Linked DNA regions of Homo sapiens: region 1 is linked to region 2. A link is a loop called in an ENCODE intact Hi-C map of the cell type or tissue named here. Cell type or tissue: mammary epithelial cell. All regions are shown on one strand.

Evidence for each region. Hi-C counts contacts between places; a loop is a spot of excess contacts. Peaks named below come from ENCODE experiments on the same cell type or tissue, not always from the same donor. Only the 100,000 strongest peaks of a DNase experiment are listed, where the experiment ranks them.
Region 1: a loop joins it to region 2, with 9 times the contacts of the local background. A loop is called at or near these places in 2 of 110 quality-filtered maps.

What each region holds. Positions count from the first base shown.
Region 1 is chr18:31,449,678-31,457,677 of GRCh38, reverse strand. It overlaps DSG3 (desmoglein 3), which reads right to left. Exons shown (of 16, transcript NM_001944.3): 2 at 1,203-1,238; 3 at 554-685. Among named protein-coding and RNA genes, the nearest start is that of DSG3, 5.9 kb to the right of the region's middle. In mammary epithelial cell, no CTCF peak of the experiment used is centred here; DNase peaks (open chromatin) are centred at 3,437, 5,867 and 7,237; H3K4me3 peaks cover 3,588 bases; H3K27ac peaks cover 6,607 bases.
Region 2 is chr18:31,038,254-31,046,253 of GRCh38, reverse strand. DSC3 (desmocollin 3) reads left to right here and starts at 3,512. Exons shown (of 16, transcript NM_001941.5): 1 at 3,512-3,662. The coding sequence starts at 3,594. It overlaps LOC124904345 (a long non-coding RNA gene), which reads right to left and starts at 4,721. Exons shown (of 2, transcript XR_007066445.1): 1 at 4,420-4,721; 2 at 1,028-3,812. In mammary epithelial cell, a CTCF peak has its summit at 3,141; DNase peaks (open chromatin) are centred at 3,373, 4,673, 5,123 and 6,543; H3K4me3 peaks cover 3,828 bases; H3K27ac peaks cover 6,814 bases.

The DNA.
Region 1 (8,000 bases), 410 kb before region 2:
CCAGCCTGGGAGGCACAGTGACTCCATCTCAGAAAAAGAAAGAAAGAAAGAAAGAAAGAAAGAAAGAAAGAAAGAAAGAAAGAAAGAAAGAAGAAAGAAAGAAAGAAAGAAAGAAAGAAAGAAAGAAAGAGAAAGAAAGAAAGAAAGAAAGAAAGAGAATAGTATAATAAACCTGATACATCCTATCACTGAGCTTCAACAGTTATCAATACATGACCAATCCATATTTTGCTCCCAACCATTTCTGTCTTATACATGCATTATTTTTCCTATTTGTTTGCTAGACTCTGTATCCAAGTAAGCCTTCTATATTAAAATTGGTCAATATGTCTCAATTCTTTGTCTCAATTCTTTTTCATAACCCTAGAAGCTACCTTCCTTTCTCTCTTTCTCTCATTATTATTATTATTGTACTATTTTGTTGAGGATACCAGTTCACTTGTTCTGTGGACTCCCCAGTCTTCATTTTGTTATTTGGAATTGCCGTATTATTTTAATTTACACCTTATACATTTATTCTAAAAACTCATACGCTCCTGTTGATATAACTTACCTTGGCAATTGGGTTTCTTTTTGAGTTATCTTCTCCTTCTCTGCAGGGTTTGGCAAATTTCACCCATTCACGTTTTTGCCTTCTTTTAGCTTGTTGCATAGTCATCTCTTCTTCATCATATTGACCTTTAGTCTTATGTAAAAAGGGATTCCATTTGTTATGGAAATTAATGGCAATTTTTGCTTAGAATATTGATTACAGACACCTAGTTGAGGAACCCCCTATGTTTCAAGATCACTAAGACTGTTAGGTATCTAATTAGCTCTACCTGATACTTTGTCAAGCAAGTAATAAATGTTAAATAACTAAAATAACTACAAAGCTATGTGATTTTTAATATTAGCATTTAGTCGTATTTTATATTTTCTTTTTATACTCCACAGTATCTTACTGGGCCCATAGGGTTTGACCAGCTGATTTGTTTAAGATAAGAAGAAAAGAATGCATGAAATAAATTATAATAATGACATTTATGGATGACTAGTTTTAAAATATTGTTATCAGTTATTAGAATTTTAATTTTATATATTTTCACAATTAAATTATTGAATAATTTTAGAAATTAAATATTCATTTCTACTAAACACAATTTAATTTTTTTTTAAACTAAACTATTATTTTAAGTACAAAAACCTTTTTCATACTTTACCTCTATTCGCAATTCTCCATGAACCAATATGACCACCTGCAGACATTTAAATAAAGTCGAATTAAATGTGAATTCTTCAAATAAGGAATTATATACAATGAATAATCCTGATTATTATATTCTATTGTTCATATTGTGATTTGTTTCTATTTCAAAAGAAGTAAGTTTCAAGAAGCCATAATCAAAGGGTAAGTTCCTACCAGGAAAAGGAATATTACTGTCAATATAAACACATTCCACCAGTTTTTTAATTGACTACAGAATTTTGATGACATAAAGAAGAACCTATTGGACTTTGCAAAAACTATGCCTAATAGTCAGTTGCAGCAACCACACAATTCTTACCTGGCTGCTTTATACACCGTTCCTGGAAGCTATGAAAGTCATTGCTTTGGGAAACATTGGTAAGCACCATTGTGAAATGCTTCAGAAAGGGGCCACAGGGGATTATTAAAAACCTTCAGCCACCCAACTGATTTGTAGGAAGGCAATCCTGTATTAGTCCTCTACAATTACAGAACATTTTCTTTAATTGTACAAGTGAAAAGAATGGAATGGAACCAGTCTGGTTTAGAGAACAAAACGTAAAAGATGAGGATATGCTATTCCAATCACAAACCCTGTTTGCAGTGAGACATGGATCTGTTCATCTCTGCTCTATTACTTCAATTTAAATATTGAACTTAATTTTCAGAGTGGCCCCAAAAAATTAAATGACAGTAAAATGAAGCCATGTAGGCTAGGGTCTTCACCTTCTCAAGAGCATATGAGACATTCATCTGTGTCATTTTTCATCTTCTGTTCTGCCTGGCATGCATTACCTCTTTCTACTCCACCCACTTAAATATTGCTCATCCTTCCAGATCCATCAAGTTCCAACAACCTCCATGAAATTGTCTTTACTGATGTCTCTTTTTCTGAGTTTGTACAACACATATTCTGTACCATGAAATTTAGCCCATGATGGTTTACCACAGTTTATTATTTCTTGTTTTATGCACATGAAAGAATTTCTGTGCTAAGCCAGGAGTATTGTAAACTTTCCAGTTCAGTGCTATTAGGTTATTTTTTTTTTCTTGTAACCCTCACAGGTGCTTAACAAGTATTTGCTAATCCACTGATTATCGGATGAATCTGGTCGGAAAATAATGGTGGAAAATAAGTCAGAAGAAAAAAAAAACTAGAAGAGTAATAACAGTAGCTAATGTTTATTGTGTAGTTTCGGTATCAGCTGCTACTCCTAGAGCTTTATACTTACTGTTTTATGTAATACTTACAGCAGGCACCTGAAGGAGATTCTAGTATTATAATCCCTAGTATACAGATGAAGAATTGGAGATGCAAGGGAATGAATACTTTGCCCTAGCTAATGGCCATAATAGGATAGCGACCGCAGTAGCCTAACTCCAGAGCATGTACCTCACTACTACTAAATTCTTTTTTTTTTTTTTTTTGAGACGGAGTTTCGCTCTTTTTGCCCTGGCTGGAGTGCAATTTTTGCCCTGGCTGGAGTGCAATGGTGCGATCTTGACTCAATGTAAGCTTCGTCTCCCGGGTTCAAGGGATTCTCTTGCCTTAGCCTCCCGAGTAACAGGGATTACAGGCATGGGCACACCACCACACCCGGCTAATTTTGTATCTTTAGCAGAGACGGAGTTTCACCATGTTGGTTAGGCTGGTCTCGAACTCCTGACCTCAGGTGATCCACCCGCCTTGGCCTCCCAAAGTGCTGGGATTACAGGTGTGAGCCAACTACTGCTAAATTCTAACCAAAGTTGTCATAAAGAGAAAAAAAAAAAAAACAAACTAATGGTACAAAGAAAATTATATGACAGTCAATTTAGATTTCTATTTGGCAAAAGACTATGGTTGCTCTTGAAACAATGTAGATTGTTTATTTTCTAGGGTTATAATGAATAGACTAGTCCAAGTCTGAACCAAATGAGTAATTATGTCAGACATAAGATGTCAGGACTCTTCCCTTCTAGACATTCCAGCTGAAACCTTGATTCCAAAGAGTGCGTGTTCAAATTTGTCATGGAAAAGAACCATTACTTGTGGTTATAACATGTCTCAAAATTATTTTCCAACATTGTTGCTCTTTTTAAAGCAGTACCTTGAGTTACTTGGTAGAAAAGACCAGATAAATGTAGTAACTGCACAATTCCTTTCTCAGCGCATAAAAATGACTCAGCTACACATGAGAGGAGGGATGGGCCAGGCAGGCTCCCCTTTACAGGAAAACTGGAGAGTCATCCCGAAAATATGAATCATGCTTGGACTAGCCCTACAGAGAATGATTCTTCTAATACACAATAAGGTAGAATATTTGTTTTCCCAGGAAGTAGGTGATGGGAAACATTTCTGAATATTGCAATGATCTTCAGATTTTTAGAGGACAGCACAGCCTTACATTATTTAGAATAGTATTTTTTTAAAAAAATTATTTTAGTTAATATTTATATAATGGCTACTTGTTTTAGTTAATTTGCTAATATAATAATTTTGGACATTTTAAAAACAATTTATGTGTTTTTATTTGTAAATCTATTTTCATTGACAAAATTGTATATATTTATCATGTACATGTTGTTTTGAGATATGTATAAACTGTGGAATGACTAAATCAAGCCAATAAATATTTACATAGTTTTCTGACGATTTGAATGAACTAAGTTGTCTCTTTTGGTGGCCTGGATTGGAAATACCAACATGGAGAAAACCTCCCTTATCTTGAGAATTACTGTACTTTTCTTTCTTTTTGTTTTCTGGTTATTTTGTAAATTTTAATTATATGATTTTTAAAGCATTGATATAGCCTTAGTGCCTTGGTATAGATATGAATTACAAATATTATCAAAAGCAAATCTAATTATTAAATTTAAAAAATATATGAAATAAAGCAATTTGATATCCATATGCTCTATTTGTTAATAAAAATGTATATGGTTGTATCACTAAGGTTCCTATTGAATATGGTATGTACACAATAAATATAATCTGAGGATATGGGTAGCTAGATTAAACAAAAAGCAAGTATAATAGCACCTGCTCTTTAGTTTGGCCGAGATCTTGTTTGGGGTTACCTCATGCTTTAGTGTGGCAGGGGACAGAACATAAGACTATGGATTAGATGCAGGTAGCTCATCCCAGCCAGGCCTAGGGCCTGACTACACTTCTGATTTCTAGAATGGGGATTCTTGGGGAAATTTGTAGAATGAATTAGATAATTCAAATAAATCAGTCCAAATTTTAAACATGATTTTGTATTTATTAAATTTTTTTGGGAAAAATGTCATGAAATATACACAGGTAAGTAATATCATTCATATTAGCATCTTTCATAATATCTCATAGCTTTCTATATATATTGAAATTTAAAATTTAAAAACTCTGAAACATTGTGATAAACTTTGTATTTATCAAAGCAAATTCCTTAATTGAACAAAGTTGATATATATCTGATTACTTGGAAATTATTTAATTGTGAAGAATTCAATTTCCAATAACTGATTTTTAGAGTAAATTCAATTAATTTAGAAAGTTAAGCCTTGTATCATGACAGAATGCTAAGAAAAATAAATATCCCTGGATATTCTTAAATGCTCATTTGAAATGCTGTGTAGGCTGCAGTCAAGTATGATAATATAAAATTGGATACTGGATTCTGAATCACTGAATTTAAATCCAACTCCCAACCATGTACTAGCATATAACTTGGGAACATTCCTTAATCTTTCAGTTTCTTCATCTGTACAATAGGAATAAAAATTAATTTTACTTACCTTATAGGTTTGTTGTGAGGATTAAATTAATAGGTGTAAAGCACATAGGTGAGCCCAGCCCAAAGTAAGTTAGTTTTATTAAATTGCCATTTAATAAAATGTTAACCAATTCTGTCACCAAACTTCAAAAGAGGCATAAAAGAGCTTTTTTTTTTTTTTTTTTTTTTTTTTTTGAGACGGAGTCTCGCTCTGTCACAAGGCTGAAGTGCAGTAGCGCCATCTCGGCTCACTGCAAGTTCTGCCTCCCGGGTTCAAGCGATTCTCCTTCCTCAGCCTCCCGAGTAGCTGGAACTACAGGTGCGCACCACCAAGCCCAGCTAATTTTTGTATTTTTAGTAGAGATGAGGCTTCACCATGTTGGCCAGGATGGTCTCAATCTCTTGACCTCGTGATCTGCCTGCCTTGGCCTCCCAAAGTGCTGGGATTACAGGCATGAGCCACCACACCCAGCCTAAAAGAGCCATTTTTATGTGAAGTGACCTGTAATTATTCACTGTCAAGGTGCATAAGATTGTTCTCTTTCTTGACCATGAGAAGGAGAAAAGAAACAGTACTCCACTGTACAATTGTGTAGGTTGCTCCTTGAGTAATGCCAGGGCACTCCTCACGCTGTAGTTTATGTGAATGCACCTCCTGGAGTTGTGCAGTGTACAACCTAGCCAGCTGCACAGCAGCTCTCCAAGAAAAAGGTGTATATTAGACAGATTCAATTATTCATCTTGTGATTATGAGTAGTAACCAAATTGTCTATGTAATTTTCTTATGGTGAACTACCCAAAGCAAGGCCTCACCTTAGGCTACCAGCTTGACTCTTAAGTGGACAGAAAGAGCCAAAGGCTAAAAGGTTTGTGAGAAACCTCATGAGCACTGAGTGTTCTAGTTCCAGATGAAAACCGGTTTCAGGTATGAAGCAAGAGGGAGTGCTAATTGGTAGAAGTAATTACATCTTTCCTGACTTCTGCCCAAGTAGGCAGGGCTGGAAGAACCATTTGGCAAGGGTATTCTGATTTTAGAATATTAACTTTTTGGGAAGTTCAGTAGGACATTTATTTTTATATATATTAGCAGTGCTGGAAACTGGGTCAATCAGGAGAAGAAGAGATATCTTAGAGATTTTTCATTTTGTTAAACATTTGGGCCATTTAGCCTAGAATTCTTTTTCTAAAGATTTTCTTTTTAGATGTTTTATAGAAAACAAAGTGGTTGAAGATAGTTGTGCTGTATTTAGAACACTTGCTAACTCAAACTTGGTATTTAAACTGCTTCTCTCTTTTTTTTCCTACCACCAACTTCTTTAAAAAAATTGTACTCTAAAAATCTTTAGATTTCAAACATCTCTATTAATTTTTAGTGAGGAAAGCTTTACCTAATATAGTAACATAAAGTTATATAGCAAATTGTCCAAATGCTCATAGCAGTGTTGGATGACAAACTGTTTCGGATTTGGTGGACTACAAAACACAATGGTTTCCTCTGAAGATAAATTTTTTTTTCAAAAGATTAAATCTCTGAAGATAAGCATTTTCAACCATGAGTCCTTTCCTCAAAAACGTTTATTTTACGTTGCATAAAATGGATCAAACAAGCACAAGAAACTGATAAATACCACATTTTTTTCAATAGTAGACAGTTATTCCCCATGCCTTCTCCTCCCAAATATAGCTTTTATTTTTTCCTGTCAATTTAAAAATTGATACGACAACTGTTTTTGATATACTTTTTAGCTCAAGACAAATGCAGGCCCTTTCTTGACTTACTAACACTGGTATCCATGGTTATTTAAGATAGTAAGACACAATGTGAAGAAGTTATCAAGAATTACCCCATTACTAAAAATAGTACAAGTGATAAAAATTAAAGGGTTTACAAATCACTTCATCTTTCTCACAGCACTTTTTAATTGTTTTGCATGCATTGCTGCTTTATTCTCACTATGACCATTTTCATTAGGCAGGGGGTGGGGTGTGATTCTTATTTGACAGTTGAGGAAACAAAGCCTGTAGTGAGTCAGTGGCATAGCCAGAGATTTAAGTCTATGACTTTGCTATTATTTCTCACTGTTCTGGGCAACCCATGTATGGTCATTGGATGGTGGATTATTACAAAACCTTCAAACACATCTGCCAACTTTCAGAACCCACCCTGCAACAACAAAAAATGAGCATTCCCACTTGAGAATGCTTTAGAAAACATTGCTTTTCCCCCCCATGACCACATTATTTCAAAACTCTGGGTGGCTCCCCACTTGTAAAAGGTTTCCATGAGCCTTCACAAAATGCACTTTTCAATCTGACCCTCAGCTGCCTTTCCAATTCATGTCCAGATTCTCCAAAGCAAACTGTCATGCTAGTCATACTGGTGTGTCCATTTCCCCTAGGCAAATCCTAACTGTGCCTGCCTTTGATTATACTCTTCTGACAACCCAAGAGATCTCCTTTTGGCCCGTCCATCTATACTTATCCCAAATCAGCTCAAATTTCACTGAATCCATAAAGACTTGATTGCCTCTCTCCTGACTGACACTGCCTTCTATCAATAGCATTAATAGTAGACCAGTACTGTCCAATAGAAAGCTAAAAACCACAAATGCGAACCACATATAATTAAAAAATTTAGTCACATTTAAAACGTTTTTAAAAGGTGAAATGCATTTTAACAATACGGTTAACTTAATCTAATACATCCAAAATACTATCATTTCAACATGTAATCAACATAAAAAATTATTGACATATTTTACATTCTTTTGTTCATTCAAAGTCTTCTTCAAATTATGATGTATATTTTATATTAAATAGCACACCTCAACTCAGACCAACCACATTTCAAGTGGCTTAAAACCACATGTGGCTGGTGGCTACCATATGGGACAGAGTAGGTCTAGACCACTCAGTTGAACAATTATGTATGAAGTTATACTGTTGTTTAAACAGCATGTGTATGTAAAATTTTCTTGAGTGGAACCAAATACATGTCATTTCATAGTTTCCTTTATGACTAGAATTATAGGGAC
Region 2 (8,000 bases):
ATTCTGGGACGGCTCTGGTAGTGGGCAGCAATGCGATATTTATAATTGACTTTTGACTTAAACCTTCTGTTATCCTCAAGGCCCCAGCAGTCTTTTGAAATGACCAAAATGTGGTGGCTGTTCTCAATAGTGCTCTGGGAAATCTGCAGAACCTCTAGTCACACTGCGGCTATTTATCCTAAATAATATTCCAAACATGCTTCTGAGTTCATGTCCCATGGCGGAACTCATTTTTGTGCCACAGGTGTAAACAAATCTTTTACTTGTTTTTAATTCAAGCTTTTTTTTTCATAAATTCCTCTGCTCTTTCTCGTAAGTTTGTCTCAAACATTGTACAGTTGTCCTGGCGGTATTTCGTAGGAGTGTTTGAGGAAACCTACAGTTGCCATGTCACCGTCCAGGTAAGCCACTGAGATGAGTAGGTGTGTTAGACTAGCACCTGTTGGTGCTGAGTTGTGCAAGGCAGCCTGGCTCGTGGGCCAGAGGTCAGGTCCCACCTCCTAAGACTAGTTAGCTCTTCCGTAGTCAGAGATTTCTCATAGGTCCAGAGTAAGAGTACTCTTCTTCATTATCTTGTTTGCTTTCTGCTGAAAATGTTGCAATTCACCTGAATTTCTGAAGTTTTGTTCTTTAGTCTAAAGTCAATTCCCATTTTTGATCCTTTGTTATTGCTGCTCTTACCCTTCAAACTAAGAACATAACAAGGGAAAATAATAAATTATTTTCCCATTTTGGCTCATTATCCTTTTAGCAGTGACTTCCAACTGACTTTGCAGTTTGAGGGATAGGGTATTAAGATAAAGACAGTTCAGAAAACTCTTTATGCTTTATGATACCTCATGATGATTTAAAATTAATTTTATAATAGAAAGCATCCAGTTCTAACTATATCTAAACTGAAGCTCATATTTGAAAAAAAATCAACAAACTATTTTAAATCATAATTTATATGGGAAAATATAAGCAAAAAATATAAGCAATTTAATTTATCCTCAAGTCATATTTATGTTGTAAAGATTCTTCTTTATATGATAAAAATGCATTGCTTTTTATTAGGACTTAGATTAATATACTCATGGTGGACAAACAGGAAATTCCAAAATCATTACTAATACTACATTCAGTTATTAATGTTCGTATTGCACCTAGAATTTTGCAATACAAGTTAAAAATATCCATAATATGTTTTCTTCGAGTTTTTCTAAAGCAGATTCCTACAACTTTTATTTTGCGGAAGCTAAAAATGGAAGCTCACAGCAATTGTCATATTAGTCAGTAGGCTTAACAATAAATATCCTCTATTACACAGCACAGTCAAAATAATCAGGGGATAGCAATTTTAGAGTTTTAGTCTTTCAAAGGACAGTCCTAACCAGGCCAGACTCTCATAAATCTGAAGATAGAGTTGAAATCATAGAAAAACTAAGAATAGTTAGAATAAAGACAAACACTTCAAAGTCTTTCATTCCCTAGGTATTAAAGAAAGCCATATTACAGCACAAATGGGTTCATATGTGCAAACTCACCAAAAGTGACAATTTTGTAACAGTAGTTACTAACCCTTTTCACACATTGAATGGATGGTTCTCCATTTCTGTCAGGATGAAATTAAATTCCTCAGCATGGTTTGTCATGAACCATCTTTCTAACCGAATTCCCAGCCATTGCATGTAACCATTCTGAACCAACCCCTTTCTGCTTTCTTACCCTGGGGCACTCTCACAAGGCTCTCCAGAGCTTCTCATGTCCTGTTGATGTTGTGTTATCTTGAAGCATTCTCCTACCCTTTCCCTTTTCTTTGCTGGGCTTATCGCAACATTTTGCTTCTTCAAAGCTTTCTTCAGCTAAGTTAGATCCTCTCCTCTAAAATGCCTTAACACCTCAACCCTTCACTCTAACAGTGAATTCAAAGTGGTGAGGGAGGGAGATTGGTGCTAGCCATCTCCTTTACTCATCTAAGTTCAAGAAAACCATTCTACTTGAGTTTCTGAGGGCTGGGGGGCTGGAAGTGACTTTGAGAAGCTTTCTCTGAGGTCATGCTGGAGGCACGTGGAGGATGGGAGGTGAAAACCCTGGAGTGGAGAGAAGTTTGGAGAACTTTCTCTGAGACTGGAAGAGCTCTTACATACAGAGACCTCCACTGACGGGTGCCTGGGAGATTCACACTGGGAAGCTCAACTTAGAGTGTCTGAGCCCTTAAAGCTGAGCCTCATGAGTTTCAGGGAAGCCCCAGACTTCAGGGAATACATGGCTTAGACGACGAGGAGTCTATTAGACTTGAGCCAGAGTGAGATGAATGAAGGTCATAACACCCTTTCATGATTAATTGGCTGTCTGAAATTCCCGACCTTGCAACTTTTGAATGGACTTCGAGGAGTAGCATCTCATGTCTGAGAGGGATTTCCTCCTGAATCCAGTAGATGGGAACTCGGGGAACTTAAAATTCAGTTTAGGGAGAAATAAGAGGATGTCCCCCTGGTGTTACAAACGACATCTCTATTAAAAAGTGTAGCCTACTGGGCTAGGAATGATTGTCTTTCGTCCCTTTCTGACTTTGAATTATTTCCGACAGGAACTAGATTTTCTGCATTTCCTTTCTTCCATGCCCTCACACAAAGCTTGGCCGACTTCGGGCCCTGATAAATAGTCGTTGCATGATGTAGAATCTGTAAGCCTCGTTTTAGAAGGTTTTGTGTGGTAGATATTCCTTTGACCACCTGAAAAATTTCATTTTGGTACCAGTAAGTAGTAAACCAATAATTCACATCTAAGAACAAAGTCGTTTTTAGAAGGTTCATATGAGTCCCCCAAACTGACAGTTAATAGAGCGCTGAGTGTAATCACTCATATTTTGGGTGCGTAAAAATGGTTAGATTAGAATTTCTTAAATTTGGTTTTAATTTCTGACATGCCAAAAACTGTTTATCATGCCATCTGGGATAAATTCCTTCTGTCGTGTATTTTGTCATGTTAGTCAAATCCGGAGAGAATACAGTACATGTATTTTGCTTTAATCTGAAAACATTGGCAGAATTTGTTCAGACGTCGAAGGGGAGATCCGCTGATCCAATGACAAGGGTGTTCCTGGCATCCAGCAGAGCCCGTGTCGAGGCAGGGATCCCTGCGGGCGGATTGGGGTTCTGCATTGAGATGCACCGCGCAGCGCCGGCGATGGGGCCGCCCTGGGACGATCTGGGCTGCCAGGGCCTCTCTGCGGGCCGGGCGGGGCGGCAGCGCCGCGGGGCAGCCGAGGGGCGTGGGAGAACTGGCAGAGGGTGCGCCAGAGACCGCTTTCCCGAGCGCGAACGCCCGGGTGGCTGCTGGGGAGCAGAGGGGCAGGCTCGGGCAGCTCCTCAGCCGCGCCGGCGATGATAAAACTTGAGAAATAACAAGGAGTGGCCTCTCCGCGTCCTCTGGGTCCAATCCGGTTTCAGAAGTGAAGTTGCTCCCGGGCAGGCAAGCCTGAGAGAGGCCAAATACACTTAAAAACAAGCAGCGGCGAGAAAAGCACCTCCCGCGCCCTGCACCTCGGCAGGTCTCGCTCTCGGCACCCTCCCGGCGCCCGCGTTCTCCTGGCCCTGCCCGGCATCCCGATGGCCGCCGCTGGGCCCCGGCGCTCCGTGCGCGGAGCCGTCTGCCTGCATCTGCTGCTGACCCTCGTGGTAAGCCAGATCTCGCCGGATAGGGCTGGGGTGGGGACGGGGGTGGATCCGCCCTGGACGCTGCACGGAGCTGGGGACAAAGCGGGCCGAAACGTGACAACCGCGGCTCAGATCAATGCTGCGGGTCTGGTAGCAGCCCCAAGTTCGGGCCTGCAGGAGTGAGGAGAGAAAACGTGTGTTTGCGGGTCGACTCTGGACTGAGCTTTTTGTTTTGAGACAAGGTGTTCGATTGTTGGAATTCTGAGTCGCGCTCAGGCTTCGCTGCGCTCTGGCGGGCGCCGTCGCGGGTTGGGCAGGGGGTTGGGATTCACGCTTCTCCCCAGGTGGTGGAGCTGGTGGTGATGGTGGTTGGAGGGCGCCTTTGGGTGGAGAGGATCCCTGAGAGCTCAAAGCACAGACTTGAAAAGGGATTTAGGGGCTGCCCCCTCCCCAGCTCTGGGTCGCAGTTGACCCGGATTGGTTCGTTAGTGAGTGGAGCCGGGGCTGTGTCCCTGGGTCCCTTGGTGGGGCTGCCCCTGAGAAGTGGGTTTCTCGGTATCTCCCCTAAAGGGTATTCAGAAGCTCACCCAAGCGGTCCACCCCCGCCAGCCACCCAGCTGGGGGCGGGATGTGCCGGGGGCGCGAAAGTGTGGGAAGACCGGGCCAGAATGGGGGTTGGGGTCGTGTTGTGTTTTGGGGATGCTGCCGAGGTGTGGAGGCGGGTAGAGGGTGACAGTGGTGGGGGATGATGGATGCGGTGGGGTTGCGTCGTACTTACTCCGGCTCCGGGGAGGACTGCGCGGCCGGAGCACAGCCTGGGGTTTCGAGTCTACGGAAACCTGCCGCCCAGGACGAAATCCTCTAGGAGAGGAAGTTAGAGACGATGCTCTGAGAACACGGGAGACTTGAAGTGTTCGGAACTCTGGCGGCGCGGTTACACGCGAAGCTTCAGGCTTCAACAGAGTTTCATTCCGCACGCCCAGAAAGGAGCCGCGGACCCGCGACTTACCCGCATCCATGGATGCGCATGGGGTCCGATGGGAGCGAGGTCTATACCCGCGTCGGCAGTGAGCCGAGTCTGGTCTCGCGGATTCTTACTGCTTCCTGGCCCTCCACCCTGGCAAGTGGGAGTGGGTCCAAGGGTTGTCCTCCCTTAAGGTCAGCGAGGTATGAATATGGGATTGGTAGTTATGATCTACGATATGTTTATGGAGAAGGAATTGGACAAATAAGCGCATCCATTTGCCCGGGAACTGTTCCAACAAAGTATCTGAGCTTATGAAGTGACTACAAATGGAAACGGCTTAGAGAATGTGTTCTTTTGTAATATATTTAAAAGCATTTTCAGCTTTTCAGTTTACAAGCATGCATTTGGGGTTTTGTGTTTCCTTTGCGAAGGGATTGAGGATGGGGAACGAAACTACGGGTGCTGCTCTCAGAATTTCTCGCATTCGCTCGAGGCTCCCAGAGGCCATGGAAGACCAGGAGCTTTCCCGGCAAGGCATGGGTGGGGGTGTCGAGCTGTGGCAAGGAAGAAGGTGCGCGTAAATCTAAACGGAGGAAGCTTCAGCTTTGATCTAGCACATACTCGTTTAAGATTTTTTTTTTTTAAAATAATTCCGTTGAGTTTAGGTTAAATGCTGTATCTGGAGACTTAAATACCGGAAAGTGCACAGAAAATGACTATTTCATCTGCAATTGTCAGTTTACAAACACTTGCAATTTCGGACCGGATGGGTAAATTAACACTTCTCTTGACCATCTCATGTATGTATTTCCTTCCTTTTGACTCATACGACTCTCAACTTTTCAATATAATATTAATGACACGGCATTTTAGAAACATTTTTCATTTTATAGAGACTTTAATGGATATCTTTAAACCATTACTTATCTTTAAAACATTGTTTGTTCTAAGGAGACAGCTTTTCAAAGCAAGTCTTTAACAAGAATCTGAGACTTGTTAAATTTTAGTCTTCCCAGTAAGCAGCCCAACAGGTTGAGGGAATTTTCCCATTCTGCATTTTTCCTGTATCTCCTTCCCACCGTGTGCCCCACCACACTCTGAAGTGTAAATACAGTTTCTAATAATCACACGCACAAAGAAAAAAATGACAGGGAGATACTAAAAAAAGAAGTATATCAGAGCATCTCACTCACTATTGTAAGTTTTTGATTGCCTCAGAAAGTGTTTTTTCCTCTTAATGTAACCAGAATTGTTAGGGATGGTGGAAACTAATTTACATGAGATCAGTTGTCTTCTGCCTGTTACAAATAATAAGATTCTTTTAAAAATATGTGTTAATACTGTTATCAAATCCACTTTAAGATTATGTTATCTAGTATACATTATAAATGGCACATACTTGGACACGGCTAATCCATCATTTTGTTAAAAGGGCTCCTCTTCTAAAGGAACTAAAATAGTTGAAACGTTTGCAATAACTCCCCTCAAATCTGTACTTTTCCTCTTTGGAGTATATGAACTCTGCCTGCAACCTATGTTGATAAATAGGCATCCAAATTTTTATATTTGTTAGGGTTAATGTGAATAATGTGAGTCCTTACCAGAAAAACTTGTGATGTTTTTGCTCTTGGTAATATTTGATATATTCATCATTTTAAATTAAAAGGGAGTATAGTAATTTCTAAAGGCTTTTACATTTGTGACAAGAAGATTAAGGCAAATAAAGGAAGTAGATGAAAACTAGTTTTAAAACTGCAAGCTTAAAAAAGTCAAAATTATAGTATACGTATATTTAGATTGATGCATTATCAGCTACCTTATTAAAAGGAGATTGTTGATGTTCCTGTTGAGATACAGCTAGATACGGAAGCACGTTCTGAATAAATAAATGTAAGCTCATGCACATTTTTGGATCCTGTTGTAATTCCCATGGCAGTCCTGTACCATATATGGTATCTGTGGTGACCTGTAGTTAATCATACTTTCCGCTGAAAGTATGATAGCTGGAATTCCCATCTTACAATGAGTTTGGGTGGAAACAAATTTATTAGACTCATTTAAGTACTGAGAATGTAGAGCAGTAAATCTTGCAATTTACCTTTGAAGTGGTAAGAATTTGAAAGGTAATATTTCCATTCTGCAGAAGACTTATGGCCACAGGAGAAATGAAGAGTTTAAAATTCTGTAATTATTGTGTTTAATCCAGAAGATCCTCTTCACATTTAAGACATTCCATAAATTTCCATTCTTTTTCTTCTCTACTGAAGTAGGGTGTCATTTTAGAAAGCCTACTTTGTGTATTTACTATAAAATTAAACAACAGCATGAAAGTGAAACAACTGCAGATAACACCTTTAATTTTCGTTCTCTCTTTGGCATTAAATTTTTCCATCAGGATTTAATGATTCGTCTGATAAGGTTTCTATCATGCAATTAATACAATTTGCTTAGTACTATAAAATGCAACAAAACTATTTTGCTTAGGCTGCAGTAGGTAATACTTTATATTATCATCTTTAAAGTTTGTTATATTTTAATTTAAAATATGGGCATTCTTGTATACAGAAGTTATTTTTATTATAAAATATCTTTAAAGGTCATTAGTTCATCATTAATATACTAGTGTCTTTACATTTTTTACTTTATTTTGTTTTCAATAAGGCATCCAAACCTCACAAAAACATAATATCAAATGACTTCATAGTTTCAAGAAACATACTATAACTGAAGTCTATTGAATATTATCCCTTTCAAAAGTTGTATTAATGAATTAACTGTACATTCTTTCTAATAATATCCTATGCAGCAAAGAAAATGAATGAGCTACTGCTATATAGTTAGGAACTTTGAAAATATTAGTAATGTTCCATTTCTTAACCTTGAACGTGAATACCCTAATGTTCATTTTATTATTTATTAAAACACACACATGCTATATGTAATCTTTGGTATTTATAATATATTTTATGAAGAACATTTTTTAAAAAGGAAAGAAATGAGCAATAGAGGGTATCAACTAAACTAAACCTCTTGAGTATAGACAAACCCTACTCTGAGCAAGTCAAAAATAGAAAAGGCATACATAAAACAATATTAGGAATGAAAAGGAAGTATAGTTTTGGAGAGAACAGATGTTAAAAAGTAAAATAACATGAATAGATAATTCCAATTAACTTGAAAATACAGACAAAACAGACAACTTCTTACAAAATACACATAACCAACATTGACTTGAGGAGGTATACAAAATCTAAATAGACCTGTAACCATTAAATAAATTGAATTAGAAGTTAGAGAGCTCCACACACACTTCTTTAGATCCACCAGGCCCAGGTTTGTGATAAGTTATTTCTTTCAGAATTATATGGAACAATGTACTTTATGTAAATTGT